Linked DNA regions of Homo sapiens: regions 1, 2, 3 and 5 are each linked to region 4. Evidence: chromatin contacts called from ENCODE Hi-C or POLR2A ChIA-PET data. All regions are on one chromosome and are shown on one strand. The core of a region is the stretch at or near the end of the contact, and the rest is flanking DNA. Distances in the headings are between cores, read along the strand shown. Region 1 has its middle 250 kb from the start of MIR4791. Region 2 has its middle 44 kb from the start of PLCL2. Region 3 has its middle 230 kb from the start of MIR4791. Region 4 holds the start of SATB1 (SATB homeobox 1). Region 5 holds the start of RAB5A (RAB5A, member RAS oncogene family).

Region 1 (4,074 bases), core at 13-2,512, 1.1 Mb after region 4:
AGTTTAGATATCAAAAGGCAGGTACTATAATCCTTCTTTATTCTCTTCTGCATAAAATTATTGTTTTTCACAACCTGGGTGCAGACTAGATTCTACTACAATTTCAATATGAAACTGGAAATTTTAATAAGATACATCTGGCAATTCAGCCTTCAGGTCCCAGGCCAAATGTCACCATTTAAGATTTATACTCTTATAACACCGTGAGCTTTTTTCAAAGGATTTAAATTAAAAATGTAACTACGTATTTTATCAATCAATGTTTCTTTTTTCATCACACTGTAAACTCTTTGAGAGCAGGCACTTTGTCTATTTTTCTCACTATTATATCCATAAAGAACACAGAAATTACTAAATATTTGTGTAGTTAAACAAGTGAATAAATGAGGGAATGAATGCATCAATGAATAAAAAGCTGGGATCAGATGTTTTGTATCATAGGAACCGTGTCAAGATTCAGAAATGTTGTTGACACCAAACCAATCTCTAAATTATGTTCTCTATATTTGCCATATTTACTACTTTGTAAGATAATATATCTTCCAGTAGAACTCAGGGTTAACTTTGTATTCTGCAAGGCCATCTGAAATCTGTATGGACCTGCCATTCTAGGTAAAGGAGATCTAATCTCTAGTTTCCTCTGACTCTCCAGGTTCTGACTCAGCAGAATGGACTAAAGGACCATTATCAATATCCAGAACTTCTAGGCTTCTTAAAGAGCTTGAAATGATGTACATAGAATCAAAGTTTCCCCAAAACCTGAAAGCAGTTTTGGACCCAGCGTTCAGCCATACTTGAATACAAAGGAAAAAAGTAAATGCAGAAAGTGGTGGGAAATGAAAGGAGAAAGGCAATAGAAGAAAGCACTAATTTTTTGACATAGCCACTTGAAAGAAGAAAAATAATTAGTTATATATTTACACAATTACCAAAGAATTATAGCCCGTTTCTCAAAGTCTGTGTTTTTAATAGTGATCTATTTAGACAGTTGTATTAACTCTCACAGTCCAATATGTTACTATTGGGAACATAGAAAGATACCTGTTGTTTATATTTAATATAAGTTTCTATCTTTTATCTGTCAGGGGAAATTGAATGAGAACACTGTTTTAGAATACCTCAAAATTTCTTAGCTGTAACTCAGTATGCAGATATAATTAATGGTGGAAATGAAAATTCCCCACACTGGGAATTCTGGCTTTATTGCTATTAAATCCTCTGCACAGAGGTTGAGCCAGAGGTCTTGGGACCACATATTTTACTTCCCTCCTTCTATCTTGTTCCCATTTCTGTGACCGAGTTTCATTTCTCAGTTTTAGTTCTGCTCAGTTTTCTTTTCTCTGAGAATAAAACTACCAGATGTAAATGGCACCTGTTGCCACAGCAGCTAAAATATTCAGTTCTACCTTTCTCTTCTCAAAGGAACCTTAATGTATTCAGTACCTTTCTCTGGGTTAGAACAAAAGTTAGGAGCTAGGTTAGAATTAACCTCAGATATTCTCACAACCACTGAGATACAGCGTATGTGTGAATTCATTGACTGTTGATATTCCAAATCATTGTAAAATCACCTGTGTCATGAGAAAAAGAAACAATCATATGATTGATCAATGGTTCCATATTAACACCATCTGTCTAGGGGCTCTTCTAAGAGTTCTATGGCAAGAGAGAACAAAGTACACTAATGGAGCGTGAACTTTCTGTGGCTTACAAAGTCGGTTACATTTCAAGTTAGATTCATGTTTGATTCCCTGCAGTTTAATTTAGCCAGCAATATCCCCATTAAGATTGGTTCTTCCTCTGATTGAATCAAATAATTACTTGCTTATACTTCCAAGCTCTCATATCCCTTCCAATTTCTTTTGTTTTCTCAATGGAATTACTGTCTGCTTGGTTAGTTGAAAGGATTAAATCCTAACTGAAAGAAAAGTAGGAGTCTTTGAAGTGGCTGCTCTGTCTCTATTATAGAAACAGGAAAGGCAGGAAGTCCTACAAAAACTGTCACCACATTTATTGCCAAGTTTGTTCATGTCTGTACATTTTAAGGGATGGCTCTCTAAAGTCATGGAAAATTAAATGGGGAGATGGATTCTAAAGAAGGAACATATGTCAAACAAAAAATATATCCACACATAAAAACTGTATACAAATGCTCATCATAGCTTTATTCATCACAGTCTCAAACTGGAAACATCCCACATGCCCATCAACAGAGGAATGGATGAACAAAATACTGTTCAGCAATAAAAGAAATAATCTATTAATATACGCAACAACATAGATGGATCTCAAAAGCATTATGCTGAGCGGAAGAAGCATACTATGTGATGACATGTATATAGAACTCTAGAAAAAAACAAATCTAATCTATAAAGACAAAAAGCAGATCAGTGATTGCCTGGAACCAAGGTAAAGAGAGGAGAGGACTGACTAGGGACAAACACAAGGGACTTTTGTGGCATGATAAAATGTTCTGTATATTAATCGCAATGGTGTTTATATGGGAATAAATTTACCAAAATTTATCAAAACACTTAAAAGGATTATACTTTATTGTATATAAATTATATCTCAATAAATATGATTTTTAAAATAATATATATTACTTTAAATATATACTATGTGTTTTATATATATATATATTCTTCATTTCTTACTACTGAATCCTGTCAACACAGAGACTATCTTTTACCCTGGACTTTTTCAAATAGGGAAACAGATTCAATGTTAAAAAAAAAATTGTGAAGTTCCCTAGTATATGGTTCCTCAGATAGACGCTAGTTACCTATAGTTGGTAGGATAATATCCTCAAACATACCACATCTAATCCCAGGAAGTTGCAAATGGAAAAAGGATATTTGCAGTTGTGATTAAGGGTCTTATCCTGGACTATTCAGGTGGGACCTAAAATGCAATAAGAGTCCTTATAAGAAAGAGGAAAAAGGAGATTACACACAGAAAATGCGAAGGCAGAGGCAGACAGAGATTGGAGTGATGAAGCCACATGCCAAGGAATGCTGGCAGCCACAGAAGCTGGAAGCAGTAAGAAAAGGATTCTCCCCTAGGACTTCCAGAAAGAGTGCAGCCCAGCTTGATTTGGGGCCACTGATACTGATTTTGGACTTTTGGCTTCCAGAACTGTGAAGGAATAAATTTCTCTTCCTTTAAGTCACCAAGTTTGTGGTAATTTATTATAGTAGTCACAGACACTAGTACGATAGTTTTAATTAAATCCCAAACATTTAAAATTTTATAAATTCCACTCAATCAAAGATTTTTTGAGTTAGTATTATGAACAAGACCATGGGGAAAACCTAGCTTAAGTCATTCATACTCAAAGGAAGGAAGCAGATGCTGGAACACAGGGCAGAAGAGATCGGAACTATCTGATAACAGAGAAGCTACAGTGGTGATGAGAAAAGTGGGAGGAGGGAAAGGTGATATTATCTGAGCAAAGGATCAGTGAATCCTTCGGGAAAGAGCTGGCTTCAAATTTGGCCTTGAAAGACTGATAAGACTTCAACAAAATGTGACAGGATACCTGAATATATCTGAGAGTCACCTGTACAAATTTATTCACTATAAAGCTTATTTGGGACTCTTGATATCATGAATACAGCTAGCTTATAGTTCGTATAATGCACCATGAAATCACAGAACCACGCTCAGTCAGTGTAAAAAGCCTCTAATATGGGTGCTGTTCTTATATCCCAACATAGCCATGGGCATTCGTTAGTGTCCCTTCCTCTACAGGAAAATTGATACTCATATGAATTCTAAAAATATAGCTTATCTTGACTCTAGCTTTTTAAATTTGTGTCTCTTAGCAGGGATCTGAGGTTATCTAGTTGAGAGCAGTCCCAATATCCCAGAAGCCCATTTTCTAAAAGGGTTAATAGTCACACAATGTTATAAGAAAAAATGAAGAGCCAAAACAACATCTGAGGTGTGCCATCACAAAAGATGTTCAGGGAATAGTTACCAAAAGCAGCCCTTTTCAAAATGAAAACTAGGTTTTAGGATTTACAGTTTATTGTACTACAAAACTCTCCTCAGATTTTACTAAGGCCCCAC
Region 2 (3,908 bases), core at 1,276-3,775, 1.6 Mb before region 4:
ATGACAGATGCTATATAATCTCTACAAAACAGTCCTCAGGATCTGGTATTCCACAGTCATTTTCCCCGTGCAAGGACCAACAAAGCCCAGCATCTTCGCCATCTTTCTGGGAGAGGTTGGAATGTTTTCCCTTTTTTACGAGAGGAAATTGAGTCACAGTAAGAATAAATGCCTCTCTGGGAGCCAGGATGACACTCGACCTCAGTTTCTCTCTTAGAATTAAAGGACCCCGGCAAGCGTTCACAAGGAAATGCATTTCCTTCCTGGAGACAGCAATTTTACTTTGAGGATAAAAATTAGTAAGATGCCTTCCTCATAAAAATCTTATTGAGGCTCTCAGAATATAAACTTTGGATATTCTCATGTTCAGAGACCCTGTTTTTAAGGGACCCTGTGTGGTTTGGTGGGCCAAGAGCATCCACTTTGGGGCCCACGCGGCCCAGTGTTGAATCCTAGCTCTGCTACTCAGTTTGTGACCAGATGCTAGCTGGGAGAGGTGGGTGTCCCTCTGAGTCCTGAGTTTCTGTTTGCATGGCCTGGGCTCAGATGCTCACTTAGGGCGGAGCACAGGTCAGATGGGCTGTGGGTTACAGCTGCAGCCTGGGCTCTGGTTATTCCCACCCCTTTCTTTCTCACCCATCCTGGATAGAATCTGTGGTTAAGAACCACTGTATGGATACATAGAGTGAATCTTTGTCAAATATAATATTTAGTAGTTGTATGATTAAATTTAAAGGCATCTCTGGCAAAATCCCAAATAGTCTTACTGATAGCCTTTCTAGTTGTGTGTAGGAAGTGAGTGTGTTTCTGACAGGTTTTGAGATGAGAAATACCACACACAAAAGAAAATCCAAACCATTAGGGTATTTGACTGATAAAATATCTTTTACTGTACGGATCATGAAGAGATAATTCAATACAGATGGTTAATGAAGATATTTTTACTTCATTGGTAATTTCAAGAAATACAAATTCAAAGAACAACAAAATCAAATTTTCACCTGCTACGTTTGTAGATTTAAAAAGAAGATTGACTACTGGTGAGGATGCAGAAAGATGGGCAATCCCGTTTGTGGTTGGCCAGAAATTTGATACAATTTTTATTATACATAGATAAATAACTTCCTAGTACCAAATTTTCTGCCAGTTATTAATACTGAGTGTTATTAACACTGGGAAGTTATTTGTCAATATATAACAAAAAGCCTTTAAAATGTTTATATCTTTCAACCGAGTCATCTATTTTAAAGAAATAATAATTTTGTAAAGGAAACAAAAAGTTATACTCAAAGATATCCTTGCAGTGCTACAATTTTTAATGGGGAGAATTGGAAACAAGCTCAGAACAATAAAAGGGTGGGTGGTTAAATATGCTACTTAGAATGAAATATGCTGGCATTAAAATGAGATTTTAGTAATAATCTATGGTCATAGCTACCATTTATGAAGAGTTTACTATATGCCAGGCCCCAAGCTAAGCACTTTGAAAATATATTATTTTATTTAAATCTTATTACAACAGATTAGTAACCTCCCAACTTCCAACAATTTTATCACCTCATTTAAACTCATTTGACAAATTAGAAAATGGGGGAAAAAAGTGTTAACATGAGCAAATTCTCTTGATATTCCTTTAAGCAAAAAAAAAAAAAAAAAGGAAGTATACAAAGTTGTATGCACAGTAGTCCCCTCTTATCTGCTTATCTGCATGGGATGCCTTCCAAGACCCCCCACCAGATGCCTGAAACCTCAAATAGTACTGAATCCTATATATTCTCTGTTTTTTCAAACTGATAACCAAAACAACTACTATGTGGTATACATCGTGGGTATTCTGGACAAAAGGATATTTCACATTTCAGGAGGACCTAGTGGGACAGCGTGGGAGTTCATCAAGCACCTTAGAATATTGCACGATTTTAAACTTATGAATTGTTTATTTCTGGAATTTTTCATTTACTATTTTCAGACTGCAGTTGACTGCAAATAACTAAAACGTTGGAAAGTGAAAGTGCAGGTGAGAAGGGACTGCCGTAGTTTCAGCTCAACTATAGAAGTACAATAAACCCACTCATAATCTTGTAAGTAGGAATAAAACTCCAAACTGCATAAAGTGCAGGTTTGTATTATTACCAAGTTCCTGAAGTATCAGTGGGGGCTGGAAGGTGGAGGACAGCTCCATCGCTAGTCATTCACATGCATTATTCTGGATACATGAAGTTTAGTGAGAAATTTACCGAGATGTTGAGTGATTTTTCTCTGTATTGTAGCATTATGGGTAATTTATGCTTTTCTGGCTTTTCCACATTTTCTACAATTAGCATGTAGACGTATTGCATTAAAAATGCTTTGAAAAGTTTAGAAAACTTAAAGCAATTTGTTTTACTAATTTTTTAAAATAAGAGGGCAATGACATCTCTATTCTTTACAGTCCTTTTAGATCTGACAGCTCAGTAATTTAGACAGGAGAGAGAAAAGACAAAGCCCAGTGGTCAGAGGGAAATGGGAGGTGTGTCCCCTCCCAGCTACAGTGAGGGGGCCACGTGACGCCTGTGGCAGCATCTGTGGTCACATATGTTACAAGTGAAAAAAATATCACAATGAGGTTGGTAAAGCCTTGGGCATTACCCAACCTCATGTAGCTACCAAAATGTTTATTAAAAAACTATTTACAAAAGAAAGAAAGACACTATTAAGGGGTAAAACCAGTTTTCTGTATTATCTAAGAATAGAGATGCTCCCCCAAGTTAGCATGAGAGGCTAATTAGGGAACAGCGCTCTTTGACAAGAAACAAGAAGCAGGCTGGTCTCCTTCTGCTGTTTGCAGGATCTTTGAAAACTGAACTGAAGTTAACTTTGAGGCCGGCCCAGCATTTGTTAAATCTGAGCTTCTGAAGCTGCCGCAGCTGCAAGGTGTGCTCCCAGCTCCTGCAGCAACCCAAGTAACCGGGGGAAGTGCCGGAGGTGGTGAGCAGAAGTAGGGAGAGGGGCGATCCCCCTGCAGGATGGGATGCCAGGCCCAGGGTTGGGCCTTACAGGAAGTGCCCAGCTTTTGTTGAGGTGGCTGTGCCAAGCAGCAGAGGGCCCGCCCTTGTTTGTTGGGGTTTTCCTACTGGGTTCCGTGATGAGGTGGCTTAAAAGCAGAAGACTCAGAGAACCCTAAACGCTGGCTCAGGCCTGAAGGCTGAAGTTAGGTGCATTTAGAGAAATCGTTCATGTATGCAGGGGGCAGCTGGAGCAGCTGAGAGAGAGAAATGTCAAGTATTAGGTTCCAGATGGGCTCCTAGCAACATAATGCTAATTTTCCAGAGTGCTTTCACCTTTCTTCAGAGCCACTCATTCGTTCCTTCAACTGATGTTTACTCAGTATTGTTATAGGCACTGGAGAAGCCAAGATAAATAAGACACCTTTGCTGCCCATCCAGGTAGGAGACAGAGAACCAACAAACACATTTCAGTGTGGTGAGTGCTGTGGTGGGCCCAAGACCAGGGCACTGTGGGCACTCCCTGGAGAAGAACCTCACCGAAGCCAGGGGTTCAAGGAAGTGATAATATCTGAGCTATGTCTTACTTTGGTGCGTCTCCGATTGTAACGGATGCAAAAAGCACTTGGGGATCGTGTTAAAATGCAGGTTCTGATTCAGCAGGGTTGGGTGGAGCCTGAGATTTTGCGTTTTTAACAAGCTCCCAAGTAATGCCAATGCTGCTGGTCCAAGGTCCACATTTCAAGTAGCAAAGTCCTAAATGATGTCTAAGAAGGAGTCAGCCAGGTGGAGAAGTGGGAAAGGATATTCCTAAGAGAAGGCACATTCCACGCACTCCACTTAGGGAGCAGGAAGGGTTGCCCCTTGAGGGAAGTTGGGGTTTTGCTGGGTAGGCTTGAAATTGCCCTGGGTTGGCCTCTTTAT
Region 3 (4,433 bases), core at 1,086-3,585, 1.1 Mb after region 4:
ACTCAGCATCTTTGGGGCCCCTTGCTATGATTGGCAGTGATGTCCAGAAGCCCTCAGATGGAAACACAGATTTCCGAAAGTTGCCATGATAACTTATTGACCAAAATGAGTCATAAGAGTTCCTCCTGCTATAATCAGACAACCTGTGGAACCAAATCTAATTGTCAACTCTGGCTTCCAGTACCCCAAAGGTATTTGAGCCCTGGGCCTAGATCACTTAGCATATCTCTTGTTAACTTACACAAAAACCACGTCTACAGAAAAGGGGTAAAGAAGACAACATTTCTCACACTTGGTTCGCAGGGTGTGGTTTGCGGGACAACAGCAGCAGCTTCATCTGGAAGCTTGTTAAAAATGCAAAATCCTGGACCCCCATCTCAGAGCAGTGAATCAGAATCTACATTTTGACAAGATTCTCAGGTAATTTGTGCACATGTTAAAGGCTTAGAAATACCTGAACAAGGCCGGGTGCGGTGGCTCACACCTGTAATCCCAGCACTTTGGGAGGCTGAGGTGGGTGTATCACGAGGTCAAGAGATGGAGACCATCCTGGCTAACATGCTGAAACCCCGTCTCTACTAAAAATACAAAAATTAACCACGCATGGTGGCGGGCGCCTGTAGTCCCAGCTACTTGGGAGGCTGAGTCAGGAGAATCGCTTAAACCCAGGAGGCAGAGATTGCAGTGAGCAGAGATCACGCCACTGCACTCCAGCCTGGAGACAGGGCAAGACTCTGTCTGAAAAAAAAAAGAAAGAAAGAAAGAAAAAAGAAAAGAAAAAGAAAAAAAGAAATACCCAAACACTGGTTCTTGACTCTGGCTACCCATTAGAATTACCTATGTTGCTTTTAAAAAACAGATTCCTGGCTCTAACCACAAAGAGTTTGATTTAGTTTGTGTGGGTAGCACACATACAGAATCAGAAACTCTGGGGGTAGGGCCCAGCAACCTGTGGTGCTTCTGATACCAGCTAAAGTTCGAGAACTACTGCTCTAGTCTAGTCGACAAAGGACCCAGCATTGGCTGAAGTAGGGTTTAAGCAAGAAGGAATGTGCATATAGTTATGTATAGGTGTATAACAAGATGTGTATCAATATCAACCTTCCTCCTGGAGACTCATCATCTTCTTTCCACTTCAAATACTCCTCTATGTTTTAAAACCATACTAGTTGATGGACATATCACTTTCTGATTAGAATAGGCTCCCCAAAATGCCGTCTATTCTATCATTTCTAGTTTAGCTTAGAGATATCATTGTGAAGGATTTTATTCCTCAGATATCATTGGCATATCTCAGTTTCATGAGTCTGAGCTTGGGAAAAGAATAATTGTTGGTTACAAGAGCAGATCACAATTGTAGGTCTTGTGAACCATGAGCTGAGACAGAAGTTCCTCCCTCAAGACTACAGACAATGTGTCCCATGGAAAAACTACCTAATGTTTTTCCTCATTTTGCTTAAACATGGTTGTTGTGTTCAGAAATCAGAGCTTTATACTGCAACACAAAACCAGCTCCATATATAAGCCATAAGAGCAGCACTGTGCTGTTTTAACCACATTTATAAAAAACAACTGATAATCTACTATCTGACTGTGGAGAGGTGGTACCTACTGACAATAAAATATCGTATATGAAATAATGAAAAAAGAAAGTTTTCTGTTATTAGAAACTGTTTCTATATCTTAATGCTGCTGCCTAGGTGGCTGATGGGGCAATACTTTACAGAGTTATATGTACAACACCTATACTCTAGGGTTTATGTATTTAGACTACAATAATAGGTCTGCATTTATCTAACACGTAGTTAACACTGTCTTTATAAAGACACTTTCTGAAGTAAATATAAAGAGTGAGACTTGGGCTGAGATAAACTGAGTTCTTTACTTCACTGCTTAACTATCTGGCTTTGAACAAAACAAATTCTCAGACTCTTCATTCCCTTTTCTCTGAGACTGGAATATTTCCATATGACTTCTCCTAGAAGCATATCCTGATATAAAAATTTTGGTGAAATAGTTTATTTGGAGGACAAATTCAGGAAACACTGATTAGGGAATGGCAAGATGAGACTGAAAAAAGGAAGCTAGAAAGTGATGTATTATTGAGCAGGTAACCATTGTGAGCAACTGAGGTTCAATCACTCTAAGGAGCTCCAGACGACATTACAGAACATGACTTATGAGTTGCACAACCTAACAAAGAAGAAGCTGGATTATTCATCCTCCAAGTCCCATCTGTCCCAATGGCTAAAGGCTGCACCCAGAGATGTTAACCATACATCTGGCCTGTCCTTATGCAAATATAAAGACAAAACATTAGCAGAGAGTCCCAGGAATTTGCAGTAAAATGTCTTAGGCAGAGCCTGGAACCGTGAGTGTGTATGAGAAGAGCACAAAAAGCATCTGCTACATGAGGTATGTATGTATCAGGTCCAGTCAAAAGACAGAAACCACACAGTAACTTGAACAGGAAGTGCTTAAAATAAATAATTATTATTATGGAACATAGGTTTCTAAGAAAAGATGAAAGAACATCCTGTGGTGGAGAAAGGGTACCCAAGGAAGGAATAAATTTGGAAAGTTTCCAAGGCTAGGATACAGACTTTCTGAAAAAGGGGTAGACATAGCCCAATAAGAGGTTTGCTGGGTTGCCTGGATAAGAAGTGGTCCATTGTCACTGGACTGAGGCCAGAGGGAAATGCATGCTGGGCAAACAGCAAATCCACCCAGAGGTTCAAGTGGACCAAGGTTGGTGTGAGAAATGGCTCTGGTGTTCAACACACCACTGGTCACTCTGTACCACAGGAGCCAATCAAAGAAGCAGGACACAGAACCCACGAAAAAAGCCCTTTCCTCTGCAGTGTCTCTCCAGCACCCTCTACTGACAAAGAGGAAATATTTACAAGATCCAGTTCAGTATCACAAGCAGTAGTATCACAAGCAGAGCAATGAAGGGTAGATTCTGACCACTGACACAAGGAAATACTATTTACATAAGATCATTCGATATGAAGTAAATGGAATAACGTATTAAAATTACTTTTTAAACAGTAAAGTTCTCTGTGTTAATCTGTTTAGTGTTTCTGTGACAGAATATCTGAAGCTGGGTAATTTGTAAAGAAAATAAGTCTATCTTGTGATTTTGCAAGTGGGAAAATACAAGAAGCATGGCAGTGGCATTCTCTCAGTTTCTGGTGGAGGTTTTCCTGCTGCCTCATAACATGGGAGAAGGTCAGAGGGGAAGCAGAGAAGCAAAGATTCATAACCTGAGGGCCGGCACATCCTGGCTTTATAACAACCCACTCTGCAGGAACTAAGGCATTCCCATGAGAACGAATCCGAATCTCATCTTGCCTGAGTGAGAACTCACCAAACCATTTATGAGGGATCCACCACTGTGACCCAAACACTTCCCACTAAGCCCCACCTCCAATGCCTCCACACTGGGAACCAACAATTTCAACATCAGTTTTAGGGGGGACAAACTCAAGCCATATCCAAACCATAGCATTCTTGATATACTTGGTGTGAAAGTAATTGCAGTTTTAAAAGACATTACTTTTAATGTAAAAAAAAAACTCAATTACTTTTGCACTAACCTAATAGTATTTTTAAAATGAGTGCTTGTATGCAAAAACATCATCAGAATTACTATTTATAATAAAACTATGTTTTTCACTAACATGGTTGATTTATTATATTTTTAAAGCTATCTTTAGCATATGGTCTTTTAAACAAGGTTTTCTTCTCTGTAAAAATGTCATAAATTGACTCCCATGTCCATACACATTTTTCATGGCCTAAAATTCCTTTAATGGGGATCAAGTCTTTCTTCTACAGTTACTGATAAGTGCAATATATTTATTTTAATCCACAGAATACAAAGGCTCTAGCATATTTTTATTTCTTTTACAGAAAATTTTGATAGACAATGGAAAAAGTGAGGAAAATGGTCTATGTACAAAATGAAAAAGCTATTACTGGGCAGTTAGACTGTCCTTGCTTCTCTCCCTCAAAACTCTTCAGGAAACCGCATCTTTTTCTTTCACCCTAGTTAGCACAGAGTCAGATCAGTGCAAAAAAAAAAAAAAAAAAAAAAAAAAAACATTATGAAGCTGGAAACCCCCATTCTAAGCAAACTATCACAAGGACAGAAAACCAAACACCACATGTTCTCTCTCATAGGTGGGAGATGAACAACGAGAATACATGGACACGGGGCGGGGAACATCACACACTGGGGCCTGTCTGGGAGTTGGGGGCTGGGGGAGGGATAGCATTAGGAGAAATACCTAATGTAAATGACGAGTTAACGGGTGCAGCAAACGAACATGGCACATGTATACCTATGTAACAAACCTGCGCATTGGGCACATGTACCCTAGAACTTAAAGTATAATAATAAAAAAAATTGTTTGGGGAATTACAAAAAA
Region 4 (4,201 bases), core at 1,433-3,932:
CGTTTCATGTGGATAACACAGAGCTTTTTCTGAAATTGGTTGCCTCATCCTAGAGCAGAAGATGAATTTTAAAACATATGATTTGAAAAGAAAAATCTTTAGCCCTTGGGGCAATTTAAGAGGAAAAAAAGGGAGGGGGTGTAGACAACAGCATCAAAGTTAATGCTATAAAACATATTAAGTAATCATGAGGCTTAACAACACTAGAAACTGTACAGCAAATGAAAGTGATACATTATAATTTAATGTATTGACAATCTAAAGTATCATATAGGTCATGAAAAACTGTCCTTTGAATACCCACCTATAAGCATCTATTAAACACTAAGTCGTGGTGTAAAAAGCTTTACATTACAAACCAAAATTAAATGCGCATAAAACACCCAATTTACTCATTTTAACTCTATGCCCGGGCTAAAGTTCACCAAACCTCAGTTTGGGATTGAAAAGAGCAACCTCCAACAGGCCTGCTTGGATGACAGCAGCAGGAACTAACTATGGTCTCAACAGATGCCAGGCTGAAGAGTTTCTTTTGAGTTACACGTTACAACCCATTTTAGTGCAATGTCTGGTTGCCACACAGAAAGCAAGCTACTTTCTGAAAATCCCATTTATCTGCCCATAAACTAAGACCATATATGATAATTACTGAATAAAACAGTGAACTCAGTAACAACAATTATTTCCTTTAAAAGGAAAGAAAATCTCGAAATTCTAGTTTTTTAGGAACCGATTTTTTGCAAAGCGAGATCCTTTTCAATGAGTTTCTAGCTGGATCGCCTCCTTCGCCCCCACACAACCCCATAATCACATTTTAAGATTGTGCCCTTATCCATTCCATATGGCCGGCACGATCCAGGCCAAGCTTTCACTGTGACCTTTTAAAGAGACAAAGAAGCAAAGTACTATCTAGAAACAGAAACACTGCAGTTTTACTGAGTGAAATTAGCAAAACCGACCTGAAACTCACCACTTCAAAACTTGACAGCACATAAATAACAAAAACAAAGGAGATTTCCTTTGCAGCCCGGGTTCTTGAAGAGAAGTTCAAGACTGATGTTTTCTATGTCCTTTTTTTTTTTAATTAAAAAAAAAAAAATAAAAAAGCAGCAGACCTGAAGGCGACTTCCCCTGAAATTGTATTATTTTCCTTTCCCCTACCCCCGCCCCCCTAAGCGGGGGAAGGGCAGAAATAAACGTCTAGAAGAGTAGCCATGAGAAAGGGGTTTAAAAAAAAAATCACAATTCGAAAACCAACATATAGGGGTTTGTAAAATGTCTAACCTCAGAGAACAGGGTTTGCGATGGGGAGGAGGGGAGAGTGGGAAGCAGGGAGGAGGAAGAAGATAAAATTGATCTGACAAGTGATTCGTTGGGGGGAAATCGTAAAAACAAAGCAAAACCCGTTATGAGCTGTACACTGTGATGGTGCTGGGGAAACGACGTGGTGACTGAGGATTCTCTTAAAAAAAAAAAAATCACTGCGGACAAGGTCTCCAAAAAGGAAAAAAGGTCTCTTCGCGTCTCTCCCTCCCTCCTGCTCACTCGGGTTCTTCGGTGTGAGGACAGAAAGTCTACTTCTGGCTGTCACTTGCAATATTATTCTTCAATAACCCCGAATAACGCGCATTGGGAAGGCCACCTCGCCTCCCTTCCAATCACCCCCACCCCCCTCGCCAACAATCGCGACTAATATTAACAAACCTTAAACTTTTCCCCACAGCCTCGCACCCCCAACGAGGGCATCTAGCGGGGGACAGCGAGGGTGGGGGGCAGGGGGTCGCGAGAAAAGCCCCGGAAAGGCACTAAAATGCCACTTTTGATTCTGCCCTCGCTGACAACAGCCGCAAGGACCCTCTCCCTGCCCATTGACGCGGGGCTGTGAGCGTCTGGGGTCCCAGCAAGTGAGGAGAGAAGAGGTTCGGGGGGAGGGGGAGGAGGAGGAAGATCAGAAGGCACCCCCAGCCACCTCCACCGCCTAGGCAGCGACAAACTCCCCGCCCCCTCCCCCCAAAAAGTCGCCAAGCTCTCACTCGTCCAGAGTCCGAGGTAAACAACGAGCACCACAATGGCACTAGGACTTTGGGGGAAAAGAAACCCAGAAACCCCGACAAAACTGATCAGGAGTTTCCCGAAATGAAAGAGGGGGGCGGGCAGCGTCCTCTAGAGTCGCCCTGGCTTTCGGCTGGGCCCCCGGGCAGGATAGAGGGCGGCCGCGGCTGTTGTTGTTGTGACGAGGCCGGGTGTTGCTGGGTGGCACAGGGAGAGGTGTGTGTGTGTTTGTGTGTGTGCGTGAGTGTGAGCGCGAGTCCCCGGACGGGGCTGCTTCTCTCGCTCTCTCCCTCGCTAGCTCTACCCCTCGCTGCCGTCTCTGCCCCCATTAAATTATTAGTTGACTCATCCCGGCCGCTGTCGCTGCCGCCGCCGTGCCCCGCTCGGCTCCGCGCGTCCGCCCGGGCTGCAGCCCTCTCCGCCGCTGCTCCTGCTGCTGCTGCCGCCGCCGCCGCCGCTGCCGCTGTGGGTGCCTCTTCTTCCTCCTCCTCATTTTAATACAAAATCACCCCGCTCGCAGCCCCAGCCCCGAGCACGCAGCCTCCTCCCGGCCGCCCGCCGCCGCCCGGAGCCTTCCCCAGCGGGGCCGGCTCATCCGCCGCGTCCGGGGAACGGGAGCGAGCGAGAAAGTGGCGGCGGCGGCGGCGGCGGCGGAGGAGGAGGAGGGGGGAGGAGAGGAGGAAGGGGGTGCGGAGCCGAGGAGGAAGGCGGCGTGGGGGGGCAGGGTGCACGGAGCGGGCGGAAAAGGGATGGGGATTAAAACCCGGGCTGGAGGGCCGGGATTGGGGGAGGGGGCGGGGGCGGCGAGTTAAAAAGCCGAAAGACAAGTAACTAGTGAATGAGTGAGGGAATGGGGGGAGCGCACGATTTCCGGCCCCGGGCGCGCAAGAATTTGTAATGAGCTTGATTAGAGTGAGGCGGCCCGACATTTATTACACACAATACCCAGAATAACAGGGCGCTGTGCGAGGGCTAGCGCCGGCCGCCGCCAGACGCGCCAGGGAGGGCGCAGAGGGGAGGAGGAGAGGGGGCTTCCCTGGCAGCGTCCGCCGGAGCGGGGAGGGGAGCGCGCGGCGCGCGGGCGGCAGGGGCAGGTGTGTGAGTGGGAGGGAGGAGGGGCAGGACGGGCAGGACGGGCACGGGGGGCGGGGGGAAGGAAAATGACGGGGAGGAGGGGGCGAGGGCCAGGGGAGAAAACTAACCAACCACCCACACGCCACAAAAGCCACAAAAAGGAGTACGCCTGGAGCGTCGCAGAGGGACAGGCGAGGTGGGGGGACAGGGAGACGCACCGGCCCCGTGGGAGAAGGGCGCGGGTACGCAGGTGACAGGCGCTGAGGAATGAGGTAGGGAGCCATCAGGAAGTGGCTGGAGGGGTACAGACGGAAGGCAGTTCTCTCCGGGGAAGCGCGGAGGGTGCAGAAACGTGTACAGCAATAAAGGCCAGGAGCCTCGAAACGCTCGGAATGTTTATCCTCTAAGGAGGGTGGTCCTTAAACTATGAGGAGCCAACATTAGAAAGAACTGAGTAAGAGCGTTCTGTACTAGTCAGACGTTGGTTCAAATCGCCCTCACTTCTGAGCCATAGAATACTTTGGAAGAAGAAATACGTGGCCGAGTTAAACAAAATTTGGGTCACTTGAAAGAGACCTGACTTGTTATTATAAAGGAAAAGATGCCATCATTCTTCAAATAATTTACGCTAGGCAAAAGAGGAAAGTTTGGGTTGGTAAATACATCTGTTGTAGCAATAAACACTTCTGCTGTAATCTAGGGTAGGTTACCCAGTTAGATAAATGGTCATTACCACATAAGTATGATCCTATTATTTAGACAATCTATTAAATATAGTTCATGTAAAAATAAAGAATATTACAATGTAACCCAAAATAGAAATGCCTCATTTATCGCTTAGGTTTTAGTTCTACCATTTTAGCACCCTGAAGGCAGTTAATCATTAACAAAAAACAAGAATTATTTTTCAGAATTTGCTGGTAGGGAAAAGAGAAAAATCAGTCAGATAAACATTTTGTTACACATAAAAAAGCAACAAGTTAGCACAAGTACTGAGATAAAAGGGAAATTTGCAAATTAAGCTCTGTAAAGCCACCAATACACTCTTAGGCACACTGTTTACATTACAAATCTA
Region 5 (3,932 bases), core at 294-2,793, 1.5 Mb after region 4:
AATGCCAGTCTCTAAGCAGAAGCAGGTTTGGAGTGGAATAGGTTTCGTTTTGGGCATACTGTTGACATGACAAAACTGATGTCACATATCCTATTTCCTGACTCCTCCTGGGATTGTCCCAGAGCTATTACCATGATTAATAGTTCATATTGAACAACTCCTTGAGAATAAAATGCCACAGGTATCATTTACGTATGACACATTACGTTCTTCTGGCAACTAGGTAGTTGATCTGAAAGACGGGCTGTTCAAAGTTCAAATCATCTTAATTGCACAATGCCGCCGACTGTACGCCCATAAGATACCTTAACCCGGTACACTTCAAAGACAATATTCTCGCCCTTACAACAGAGCTATACATTGTAAACTGCAAACTGAAAAGTAGCCTTTATTCTGAAGGAAAATCAATTTAATATTCTTCCACTAAATTATCAAAACAATTTTTTTGGCGGAGGCTGGGGAGGGGGTGGTGGCTGAAGCCTCGCCAGAGACTGAATGTGGTGTGGGATTCAACTAAAGCAGCACATCTTCAGTAGGTCCCCCGTGGAGGGTAACGAACATCTTGGGTTGTCTTTCACCAGAATTGTGTTCAACAACTCACGTTCTGGAGCCAACCCGCCGCAGATCAGAATCCAGCTTCTGCACCACACAGCCGTGATCTCGGACAAGTTACTCAATCTCTTGTGTCTCAAATTCTTTACCTATAAAACATCTACAACTAGAACTGAAGACTTGGCTGCCAGGCACTGGGCTAGACATAGATTTACAGCGGTGAGGACCACCAAGGGGAGCTAAAATTCGAATGTAGGGAACAGACGATTAACAAGTTAGTTTCAGAATGAAAGACTCGAGTGTAAGAATTCAATGGGATAATTCCTGTAAAGCGTTTAGTACAGTAAAGAGCGAAGGGAAATTCTGAATAAAAGGCAGACACTATTTTAGGATTTGGCCTTCCCCGCCCCCTACCAAAACCACGTAAACTCTTAACAGAAGCGACTTCTTATTGTCAGGCGCCTAAAGGCGGCTTTTGGGATAGGGAGGGTCCTTTCTTCCTCCTTGGGGTAAATGCGATTTAGCAGCCTTTACCGACCTACCCAACCCCAGGGCCATTTTGTGGGAGGAGGTTCTCTCGTGCTAGACAAGTTCCCTCTAATAAAGCCCCTTAGCCGAGATGCCAGGATTGGGGTTAGGGAACCTCGCCGCTCCCACAAGGGCTGGGCACAAAAAACAAACAAAAAAACACAAGTTATTTTGATCTTCCCCCAAAGAATAGTAAAGGAATTTCCCCCGACCCCGGCCGCCAGGAGCCCAGAGACCCCCCAGCCTAAATAACAATGGCGCTGGAGAGGGCGTGGCCGCGCGTACCTGGGGTGGGGGAAGGGGAGAAAGGCGGCCAGTTCGGATCTGAGCCACTCGCAGGGTCACGTGACATCCTGCCTCGCCCCGCCCCGCGAACAAACCTAGGCGGGGAGGGATTCGGGAAGGGGCGAGGAAGCGGAAGGAGCAGGCGGACTGGCGATGATGGGAAGTGACGAAGTGGCGCAGTTCGCTGCGTGCAGCGACGTGGCGGCGGGGCCGGCACCGGGCAGCGGAAGTGGCTCCGGCGGTGGGACTTGAGTGTTTGTGTTTTGGTTCGTGAAGGAGCCGGCGGCTGGCCTTAGGGGAGGAGGCAGAGGGAGGAGGAGGAGGAAGAATTAGTCGGAACTCCAGCGCCGGCGGCGGCGGCGGCGGCGGAGGAGGAGAAAGGAAAGAGGAAGGGGGAGCGGCGAGAGGCGGAGACGGAGCCCGACAGGGGCGGCACCACGGCACGAGCCCCGCACAGTCCAGTGTGAGGGGAGCGGCGCTAAGAGCAGGCGACGCCGCCGCCGCCACCACCACCGCCATAGATACACTCTCATCCTACGGGCCACGCCTGGGCCTTGCTGCCAGGAAGCTTCGGCCCCGCAGCTCGGCTTGCTGCGGTCTCAGGTAACCGAACCGCCCCTCCTCCTGCGCAGCGGGGGCCTGGACCCCAGGTTATCCGCGGTCCCCAGCCTGTCCGCGGCCCTGCCGGTACTGAGACCCCCCACCCCTTCTCCCTCACGCGCAGCAGTGCCCTGGACCAGAGAACTATCGAACCCGGCGTCTTGTTCTGCCAGCCCTGGTGACTCATCCTCCAGGGGCTCTGGAGACCGGGATTTGGGGACTGACTGAGGGAGCGACGGGTGTCACCCTTTCCCTTCTCAAGATGGCGCCGTGGAAAGTGTACTGGAGGCCGCGGTTCCGCCTGGTCTCCGTCCTGGCAGTCCTGGGGGTCTCGGTCAAAGCAAGGCAGGTTCGGGGGAGGAGGTTGGAAAGGCCAAGGGACCTGGCGAGTGCTGCTTATCCAGGCGATCTGTAGTTGGCTATTAGCTACTCAGGTGCTCTCCAAGCAGGAACCTGGGCCTACTGCAGGTGTCAATGTGGGGAGCTCCGCCTATCTTCAACTTCCAAAGATGAGTAGTGTCGGTGGGTGGGAGGCTCGTCAAAATAGGCTGTCTAGAGACTTGTTTTCTGTTTGGAAGGTAGTGAACTACAGCGTTAAATAAATTCAAGATAACAGGACCGCTGAACTCCTTCACTGGGTAGAGACCATGGAACTTGCTCTGGCGTTATCTTCCCTGGAAGCTGCTTACCTCTGAGACTTTCAAACTTGTTAAGTTCTGAACGTCATAGTTCACATACTTGGTTTTTGTCTTGCTTAAATGGAATCAAAGCGTTCAATCAGTTGCCTTTCACATAATAAGAAAAAAACACTTGTACACCTCTGGGAATACTCAAGACTGCTCATAAACTTTATTCCTAAAGTAAAATGGAAGTGATAACTCAGCATTTGTATAAACAAAGTAAATGGAACAGTGCCTGGCACAAAATAAGTGCCCAGTCAATTTTTTGATCAAAGAACCCTTAGAAGGATTTTAACTATAGAATGAATAACAGTTATTTTCAAAAGATTACAAATGTATATTATGCAAAATTCTTGTTTTGCAAAACAGAAGTTTCAGTAAGCAGTGAATACAAATGAATGCACGTAATTTTTAACCTTAGTGTTATGCTAAGTGTATATTTACCATTAACTTTAGTTATTTCCTGTTTGAGATCCTTAGGGGGAGTAGCCACAATTAAGTAGCTTTAAACCTTAAAAGTCAAAGTGAAATCAGAATCTTGTTTGATTTTTTTTTTTAATGGGAGTCTGATATTTTCCCTAAAATTTTGGAAGTGCCGTAGAAATTTGGAGCATATTGTCCTTGATAAGTAATTTCTTGTTTTCTTAAATAAAAAGACAAATGGAAAATGTTTTGATTGTGTGTAATATCTGAAGATGTATTGGTGCATTTTCAGTATATATGATGTTCTATTGATATTTTATCATTTTCTTATCAAAGGAGCACATTATTGGCAATTTCAATCCCTACTATGTATATTAGAGATTGTTTACATGTATTGTTTTATTTAATTGTCACATCAGCTATGCAAGTTAGATATTATGGGAATAGAAACTTGGAAATTAAAGAGTTTGCCCAGACGGAAATTGGTATAGCCAGGATTACACCCCTAAATCTGGTATGTTTGTGGAGGAGGGGGCATTTTTATTTATACCTTGTTATTTGGAAGCAACTCAGATATTACGTCAATAAATCTGTAAATATTTCAGTATGTAATGGTAAAAGATAAGGACTCTAAAAAGCTGGTGTTTAGTTAAGGCAAGGAGGTAGTTTCATTGCCTTAAGAACTAAGATCTCGTGGACATGTTAGGGAATTCATTATGAAGAGCGTATTATAAGCTCATTTTATGGGAAAGGCATATTTCTTTCTTTTGTTTTTAATATAGAGACAGGGTCTCACTGTGTTGCCCAGGCTGGTCTCAGAGTCCTCCTGCCTCACCCCCAAAGTGTTGGGATTTACCGGTATAA

What was found. A loop is a pair of places that touch in the nucleus more often than their neighbours do. ChIA-PET counts read pairs that join two places held with the same protein, here RNA polymerase II (POLR2A). Pooled maps may share reads with other maps.
Region 1: a loop to region 4 is called in a pooled map, with 6 times the contacts of the local background. The contact joins the enhancer-like site here to the promoter of SATB1 in region 4. A Hi-C loop is called at or near these places in 2 of 37 single-sample maps with no recorded cell type and 1 of 50 pooled maps.
Region 2: a pooled map shows a loop between it and region 4 (2.8-fold over the local background). The contact joins the enhancer-like site here to the promoter of SATB1 in region 4. A Hi-C loop is called at or near these places in 4 of 50 pooled maps. POLR2A ChIA-PET finds 5 or more read pairs at or near these places in 2 of 52 experiments (A673 and activated B cell).
Region 3: a loop to region 4 is called in a pooled map, with 4 times the contacts of the local background. The contact joins the enhancer-like site here to the promoter of SATB1 in region 4. A Hi-C loop is called at or near these places in 2 of 37 single-sample maps with no recorded cell type and 3 of 50 pooled maps.
Region 5: a loop to region 4 is called in a map of B cell, with 5 times the contacts of the local background. The contact joins the promoter of RAB5A here to the promoter of SATB1 in region 4. A Hi-C loop is called at or near these places in 2 of 168 maps with a recorded cell type or tissue (B cell and ascending aorta) and 17 of 50 pooled maps. POLR2A ChIA-PET finds 5 or more read pairs at or near these places in 1 of 52 experiments (activated CD4-positive, alpha-beta T cell).

What each region holds. Positions count from the first base shown.
Region 1 is chr3:19,558,614-19,562,687 of GRCh38, forward strand. No RefSeq gene overlaps it. Among named protein-coding and RNA genes, the nearest start is that of MIR4791, 250 kb to the left of the region's middle. Within about 2 kb of position 1,263, at least 3 of the 41 ENCODE cell types and tissues checked have a DNase peak (open chromatin) inside an H3K27ac peak, as active enhancers do.
Region 2 is chr3:16,839,491-16,843,398 of GRCh38, forward strand. No RefSeq gene overlaps it. Among named protein-coding and RNA genes, the nearest start is that of PLCL2, 44 kb to the right of the region's middle. RefSeq lists an enhancer at 2,826-3,075. Within about 2 kb of position 2,526, at least 22 of the 41 ENCODE cell types and tissues checked have a DNase peak (open chromatin) inside an H3K27ac peak, as active enhancers do.
Region 3 is chr3:19,540,561-19,544,993 of GRCh38, forward strand. No RefSeq gene overlaps it. Among named protein-coding and RNA genes, the nearest start is that of MIR4791, 230 kb to the left of the region's middle. RefSeq lists enhancers at 144-253, 2,256-2,345 and a silencer at 867-1,036. Within about 2 kb of position 2,336, at least 3 of the 41 ENCODE cell types and tissues checked have a DNase peak (open chromatin) inside an H3K27ac peak, as active enhancers do.
Region 4 is chr3:18,422,657-18,426,857 of GRCh38, forward strand. It overlaps SATB1 (SATB homeobox 1), which reads right to left and starts at 2,683. Exons shown (of 11, transcript NM_002971.6): 1 at 971-2,683.
Region 5 is chr3:19,945,554-19,949,485 of GRCh38, forward strand. It overlaps RAB5A (RAB5A, member RAS oncogene family), which reads left to right and starts at 1,544. Exons shown (of 6, transcript NM_004162.5): 1 at 1,544-1,968. It also overlaps a transcript of EFHB not described here. RefSeq lists enhancers at 425-1,026, 1,437-1,606, 1,532-1,701, 1,563-1,612, 2,133-2,182 and 1 more.